Regions from separate parts of the Homo sapiens genome. Here region 2 is linked to region 1. Evidence: chromatin loops called from intact Hi-C (ENCODE). Cell type or tissue: transverse colon. All regions are shown on one strand. Region 1 overlaps NUP214 (nucleoporin 214). Region 2 has its middle 18 kb from the start of SETX.

Region 1 (4,000 bases):
ATAATTAGTGATGTTAAGCATTTTTTTGGATGTTTGTCAACCATTTGTATATCTTTTAAGAATTGTCTGTTCATGTCCTTAGCCCACTTTTTGATGGGATTGTTTGTTTTGTTCTTGCTGATATGTTTGAGTTCCTTATAGATTCTGGATATTAGTCCATTGTCGAATGCATAGTTTGTGAAAATTTTCTCCCACTCTGTGAGTTGTCTGTTTACTCTGCTGATTATTTCTTTTGCTGTGCAGAAGCTTAATTAAGTCCCATCTATTTACCTTTTTGTTGCATTCGCTTTTGGATTCTTGGTCATGAACTCCTTGCCTAAGTCAATGTCTGTAAGAGTTTTTCTGATGTTATCTTCTAGAATTTTTATGGTTTCAAGTCTTAGATTTAAGTCTTCGATCCATCTTGAGTTGATTTTTGTATAAGGTGAGAGATGAGGATCCAGTTTCATTCTTTTACATGTGGCTTGCCAATTATCCCAGCACTATTTGTTGAATAGGGTGTCCTTCCCCCACTTTATGTTTTTTGTTTGCTTTGTTGAAGATCAGTTGGCTCTAATAATTTGGCTTTATTTCTGGGTTCTCTATTCTTTTCCATTGGTCTGTCTGCCTATTTTTGTACCTGTACCATGGTGTTTTGGTGACTATAGGCTTGTAGTATAGTTTGAAGTCAGATAACGTGATACCTCCAGATTTGTTCTTTTTGCTTATTCTTGCTTTGACTATGTGGGCTCTTTTTAGTTTTATATGAATTTTAGGATTGTTTTTTCTAGTTCTGTGAAGAATGATGATGGTATTTTGATGAGAATTGCATTGAATTTGTAAATTGTTTTTGACAGCATGGTCATTTTCACAATATTGATTCTACCCATCCATGAGCATGGGATGTATTTCTGTCTTTTTTTTTTTTTTTTTTTTGAGACGGAGTCTTGCTCTGTCACCCAGGCTGGAGTACAGTGGCACGATCTCGGCTCACTGCAAGCTCCACCTCCCGGGTTCACGCCATCCTCCTGCCTCAGCCTCCTGAGTAGCTGGAACTACAGGCGCCTGCCACCACGCCCGGCTAATTTTTTGTATTTTCAGTAGAGACGGGGTTTCACTGTGTTAGCCAGGATGGTCTCGATCTCCTGACCTCATGATCCACCCGCCTAGGCCTCCCAAAGTGCTGGGATTACAAGCATGAGCCACTGCGCCCGGCTGAGCATGGGATGTATTTCTATTTGTTTGTGTCGTTTCCATTTGTGTCGTCTATGATTTCTTTCAGCAGTGTTTTGTAGTTTTCCTTGTAGAGGTCTTTTGCCTCCTTGGTTAGGTATATTCCTAAGTTTTTTTTTTTTTGTTCTTTTTTTTTTTGCAGCTATTATAAAAGGGGTTGTTGTTTATTTGATTCTCAGCTTGGTCGCTGTTGGTGTATAGCAGTGCTACTGATTTGTGTACATTGATTTTGTATCCTGAAAGTTTACTGAATTCGTTTATCAGATCTAGGACCTTTTTGGATGAGTCTTTAGGGTTTTTTAGGTACATGATCATAACATCGGCAAACAGCGACAGTTTGACTTTCTCTTTATCAGTTTGGACGCGCTTTATTTTTTCTCTTGTCTGTGCCAGCTACACAAATAATTTTGAAAATACATTTAAACATAATAAGATCTCTCTACAGATGTAAACTGCTTTTCCTAGTGTATAGCACATTATCTCCATTTGTAGACATACTTAATTGAATGCCTCAGTTTTATTTTATTTTTTTTTAGGAGACAGAGTTTTGCTATGTAGCCCAGGAGTGCAAAGGCTATTCACAGGCATGATTATGGTGCACAAAAGCCTCGAATTCCTGGGCCCAGGTGATCCTCCTAACTCATCCTCCTGAGTAGCTGGGTCTACAAGTGTACGCTACCACGTTTAGCTCTGTTTTTTTTTTTGTTTTGTTTTGTTTTTTAATTTTGGACACGGTCTTTCTCTGTTGCTTGGGCCAGAGTGTGTGGTGCGGTGGCACGATCCTAGCTCACTGCAGCCTCGAACTCGGGCTCAAGTGATCCTTCTGCTTCAGCCTCCTAAGTAGCTAGGACTACAGGCACACGCCACCATGTCTGGCTAATTTTTAAAATTTTTGTAGAGATGGGGCCTTGCTGTGTTGCCCAAGCAGGTCTCGAACACCTGGGCCCTAGCACTCCTACTGACTTGGCCTCCCAAAGTGTGAGATTACAGGTGTGAGCCACTGTGTCTGGCGTTTTTTTTTTTTTTTTTTTTTTTGAGAGAGAGTCTCACTCTGTTGCCCAGGCTGGAGTGCAGTGGTGCGATCTCAGCTCACTGCAACCTCAGCCTCCTGGGTTCATGTAGTTCTCCTGCCTCAGCCACCTGAGTAGCTGGAATTACAGGCGTGCACCACCACTCCCAGCTAATTTTTGTTTTTTGTTTTTTGTGTTTTGTTTTGGAGACAGGGTCTCACTCTTTCACCCAGGTTGGAGTGCAGTGGCATGATCTCAGCTCACTGCGACTTCCACCTCCCAGGTTCAAGAGATTCTCCTGCCTCAGCCTCTGGAGTAGCTGGGATTACAGGCGCGCGCCACCACACCCGGGTAATTCTTGTATTTTTAGTAGAGATGGGGTTTCACCGTGTTGACCAGGCTGGTTTCAAACTCCTGGCCTCAAGTGATCCACCTGCTTTGGCCTCCCAAAGTACTGGGATTACAGGCATGAGCCACTGCACCCAGCTCTAATTTTTGTATTTTTAGTAGAGATGGGGTTTCACCATGTTGGCCAGGCTGGTCTCGAGCTCCTGACCTCGAGTAATACACCCGTCCTGGCCTCCCAAAGTGCTGGGATTACATGCATGAGCCACCATGCCCGGCCTGATTTTTTGTTTAGAGACAGTGTCTTGCTCTGTTGCCCAGGCCGGAGTGCAGTGGCGTGATCTCAGCTCACTGCAGCCTCCGCCTCCTGTGTTCAAGTGATTCTTGTGCCTCAGCCTCCCAAGTACCTGGGATTATAGGCATGCATCACCCTGCCCAGCTAATTTTTGTATTTTTAGTCAAGGCGGGATTTCACCATGTTAGCCAGGCTGGTCTGGAAGTCCTGGCCTCAGGTGATCTGCCCACCTTGGCTTCCCAAAGTGCTGAGATTACAGGTGTGAGCCACAGCGCCCAGCCACCTGGCCTGTTTTTAATTTTTGAGAATCAAGTTGCATAGCCATGAAGGTTAACAGTCGCCCAAAATTTAAATAAAATTATTGCAGGCCTATAATAAGTTAAATAGCTAAAATTTTAAATAATGACAGATTCAGTTTTTAGTGCTGATAGTGTTCTTTGATTTTGCAAACAAATGAGTATTTCTCAAATGGGAAGATGACTTATATGTTCTATGCTGTGAATAGATAGGTTTAGAATTACTTTCAGCACCGTTTTGTCTCCATTACAGTTAATTTTATGGGTGGGAGAGCAAAATCTAAATGGATGCACTGTCTGAGTACCAGAATGGAATGGAAAATTCCCAGACCATGGAACTGAGAAATGAGAATTAAGCAAGAACATTTGTTCCCTGGGGGCCTAGGCAGCCATACCCATTCTGTTTCCCTTTTCATTGTACCACCTCTCTGCCACCTCTGCCTCCTGGGTTCAAGTGATTCCCCTGCCTCAGCCTCCTGAGTAGCTGGGATTACAGGCACCTGCCACCCTGCCTGGCTAATTTTTGTGTTTTTAGTAGAGACGGGGTTTTACCATGTTGGCCAGGCTGATCTTGAGCTCCTGACCTCAAGTGATCTGCTTGCCTCAGCCTCCCAAAGTGAGGAGCCACCACTCCTGGCCAATTTTGTTTTTCATTTTAATTATAAAGTTTTTTTATGTAACTTTTTTATTTGTATACATTATTAGAGACAGAGTCTTGCTGTGTTGCCCAGGCTGATCTTTAACTCCTGGCTTCAAGCAGTCCTCCTGCCTTGGCCTCCCAGGGTGTTGGGATTATAGGCCTGAGCCACTACACCCGGCCTCATTTTAATTATATAGTTTTA
Region 2 (4,000 bases), 1.2 Mb after region 1:
CAGGGAAAACCCATCCTCATTATAGTCGTTATAATAAAATTTACATGTGGTTTTGCCTCTCTGAGTGGGCTTTTCTTAATGAATTATGGGTAAAAACATGCGCAGTTTAACTTCAGGGATATAACCATAAACTGCCAATCAAATGATATCATCCTGTCACTCAAACACAGCCCAAGCCTCAACTCCTCCAACAAACCCCATAAAAGCACCTTGATTTTTGTAAAGAGGGGCTGATTTTACTTCCCAGAAATGAGCCTGCTCTCCCTCAGAGTGTTTTACTGTGTTGCAATAAATCTTGCTGTAAGCTTGCATTTCAGTGTTAGTTTGCCTTTTTTTTTTTTTTTTGAGATGGAGTCTCGCTCTGTCGCTCGGGCTAGAGTGCAGTGGCGCAATCTGCCTCAGCCTCCCGAGTAGCTGGGACTACAGGCGCCCGCCACCATGCCCGGCTAATTTTTTTGTATTTTTAGTAGAGATGGGGTTTCACCGTGTTTGCCAGGATGGTCTCGATCTCCTGACCTCGTGATCCATCTGCCTTGGCCTCCCAAAGTGCTGGGATTACAGGTGTGAGCCCAGCCTAGTTTGCAATTCTTTGCTCACTATCACAAGAACTGAGATTGCTGGTCCAGAGCTCCAGCTCTGTTGATCTTGGTTAAAGAATCCATTCCAACACAGGATGCCCGGTAACAATACCACTGGCAGAGATGAGGAAGCCCGGGGGACAAGTGACAGATTTTGAGATGGGTGTCAGCAATTAGAAAGTTATTTGTGCTGGGCGCGGTGGCTCACGCCTGTAACCCCAGCACTTTGGGAGGCCGAGGCAGGCGGATCACCTGAGGTCGGGAGTTCGAGACCAGCCTGACCAACATGCAGAAACCCCGTCTCTACTAAAAATACAGAATTAGGCAGGTGTGGTGGCACATGCCTGTAATCCCAGCTACTTGAGAGGCTGAGGCAGGAGAATTGCTTGAACCCGGGAGGAGGAAGTTGCGGTGAGCCAAGATCACATCATTGCGCTCTAGCCCAGGCAACAAGAGCAAAACTCCATCTAAAAAGAAAGAAAGAAAGAAAGAAAGTTATTTGTAATATAATAGATTTCAGGTGTAATACCTGAGTGGAGATAGTGAGTAGGCAGATGAATTTTTTTATCCTGGAGTTCGGGGGAGAATCTGACCTGTAACTATACACTTGGGAGGAGGGATCAGCATATACACATTATTTCAAGGCATGGAGAGAATGTGAAGAAGCCCAAAATTGAGCTCTGAGGAACACTAACTTTTCAATGTTGAGTGCAGCGGGAGGAGTGTAGCAGAAACTAATTGAGTCCATATATATATACATATATACACACATATTTTAAATTAAGATGAGTTACACTAGAGCCTGTTTGTATGGTGTTAATGGTCCAGAACAGAAGGCTGACAATTTAGGAGAAGGATCAACAAAATATCAAAATCTCAGAAAATGCAGGTGGTAGCCAGGCACTCACACCTTGTAATCTCAACACTGGGAGGCAGAGGTGGGAGGATCACTTGAGCCCGGGAGTTCAAGACCAGCCTGGGCAACATACGGAGACCATGTCGCTACACAAAAATAAAAAATAAAAATTAGCTGGTGTGGTAGCACATGCCTGCTGTTGTCCCAGCTACATGGGAGGCTGAGGTGGGAGGATTGCTTGAGGCCGGGAGGTCAAAGTTGCAATCAGTCGTGATGGTGCACTCCAGCCTGGGCAACACAGTGAGACCCTGTCTCTTTAAAAAAAAAAGGAAAAAAAAAGCAGGGGGATGGGCTGCAGGAGCTTAGGTGTAGGGATCGGCGTAAGTGTGGCTGGAGGTAGGTTTGTCTGCTTGGTGGAGGGAGGAGGGAGCTTATGTCTTATGGCTTCACTTTCCTAAGTGGATTATACATGAGGCAGAAAGGGAGTGTGAGAGGGCTGACTGTGCACGTGAGCTGATGTGGGGAAAAGCAAAGCAAGCCTACTAGAGATTCAGAGTAGCATCCTTTGGTAACATTGTGTCCGTTTGAGCTTTATCATCATTAAAGTGAAATCTGCCAGCTCAGTTGTAATTTTCTTCTGGGAATATTCAGCTCTTCAGGTGCAGGTAACAGGCAAAGGGAAGGGCTCACCCAGATCTGGTGTCTTAAACAGGGAAGTGCCTCAGGGGGAGAGAATGCCAGGATGGAGGGTGTTCAGGAAGGTGATTGTGGCAAGGGACCATGTGACAGCCTGGGTAAGCTGGGAGTGACCTGATAGCACCGAGGGAGGCTGAGAATGCCTGCTCATGTATTTCAGGAAATAAACAGGAAATGGTGTTCAGGAAGTGCTGGACTGTGTAGCCTCCAAGAAAGCAGGCCCCAAGGCTGTACTGTCAATGCTTGTTTTTTGTTTTTTTTTTTTTGAGACGGAGTCTCTGCCGCCCAGGCTGGAGTGCAGTGGCGGTATCTCGGCTCACTGCAACCTCTGCCTCCTGGGTTCAAGTGATTCTCCTGCCTCAGCCTCCCGAGTAGCTGGGATTACAGGCACGCACCACCAGGCCCAGCTAATTTTTGTATTTTTAGTAGAGATGGGGTTTCACCATGTTGGTCAGGCTCGTCTCGAACTCTTGACCTCCCGATCCTCCCGCCTCGGCCTCCCAAAGTGCTGGGATTACAGGCGTAAGCCACTGTGCCTGGCCTGTCAATGCTTGTCTTTTTAGCTCCTAACAGTACCTGGCTCACTGCACGTGTTCACCAATGTTTGTTGAGCTGCACTTGTCAAAGTGAAGGTGGTGCTATGAAGTCAGTGGATGTCTTGGTCTGGCTAAGATGCTAATTTCTGACCTACTTGGTATCTGCCATGCTGGGCCACTTTGTTGGGTAATGAAGTCCATCAGTGAAGACAAACAGCTGAAACACATGACTAGGGACAAGGACAAAATGACCAAGAACTGAGCCAAGAACTCGAATAATGCATAGTCAAGGCTGTTTAAAAACAATTTTATGGGCCAGGTGCTGTGGCTCACGCCTGTAATCCCAGCTACTCTCAGGAGGCTGAGGCAGGAGAATTGCTTGAACCCGGGAGGCGGAGGTTGTAGTGAGCCGAGATCACACCACTGCACTCCCGCCTGGGTGACAGAGACTCTGTCTCCAAAAAACAAACAAAAACAAAACCAATTGTACATGTTCCACAGCCTTAGTTCTTGTGAGGTGGGTATTGTCTTTCTCTTTTTACCTTTGTTCGCTTTCTGAGTCACTTTCTTTAGTAAAAGGTGAGATTTATAGGATCTGAAACCAGAACATTGACTCACTTTTTTTTTGAGACAGTCTCACTCTGTCGCCAGGCTGGAGTGCAGTGGCGTGATCTCGGCTCACTGGAACCTCCGCCTCCCAGGTTCAAGTTATTTTCCCACCTCAGCCTCCTGGGCAGCTGAGACTACAGGCGCAGACCACCACACCCGGCTAATTTTTGGTAGAGATGGGTTTTCACTATGTTGGCCAGGCTGGTCTCGAACTCCTGGCCTTGAGTGATCCACCCACCTCAGCCTCCCAAAGTGCTGGGATTACAGGCATAAGCCACCATTGCCCAGCCTCTGTTAATTTTTTTTTTTTTTTTTTGACACAGGGTCTCTGTCACCCAGGCTGGAGTGCAGTGGTGTGATCTCAGCTCACTGCAACCTCTGCCTCCCAGGTTCAAGCGATTCTCTTACCTCAGCCTCTCAAGTAGCTGGAATTACAGACACACGCCACCATGCCCAGCTAATTTTTTTTTGTTTGTTTTTTTTTTTTGGTAGGGATGGAGTTTCATCATGTTGGCCAGGCTGGTCTCAAACTCCTGACCTCAAGTCATCCGCCTGCCTTGGCCTCACAAAGTGCTAGGATTACAGGTGTGAGCCACTATGCCCGGCCTCTTCAGGCTTTGATGTATCTTACCAAATTGCCCTCCAAAAGGAACATAAAATTTATATTAAGTTCTTCTCCATTTGAAATATCTCGGGTGGTTTTGCTTTCCTGATTGATGGAATAG

What was found. A loop is a pair of places that touch in the nucleus more often than their neighbours do. Peaks named below come from ENCODE experiments on the same cell type or tissue, not always from the same donor. Only the 100,000 strongest peaks of a DNase experiment are listed, where the experiment ranks them.
Region 2: a loop joins it to region 1, with 11 times the contacts of the local background. A loop is called at or near these places in 1 of 110 quality-filtered maps.

The regions. Positions count from the first base shown.
Region 1 is chr9:131,155,236-131,159,235 of GRCh38, forward strand. All of the region lies in intron 17 of NUP214 (nucleoporin 214), which reads left to right. Among named protein-coding and RNA genes, the nearest start is that of NUP214, 32 kb to the left of the region's middle. In transverse colon, no CTCF peak of the experiment used is centred here; no DNase peak of the experiment used is centred here.
Region 2 is chr9:132,370,643-132,374,642 of GRCh38, forward strand. No RefSeq gene overlaps it. Among named protein-coding and RNA genes, the nearest start is that of SETX, 18 kb to the left of the region's middle. RefSeq lists an enhancer at 2,100-2,394. In transverse colon, no CTCF peak of the experiment used is centred here; a DNase peak (open chromatin) is centred at 2,238; H3K27ac peaks cover 896 bases.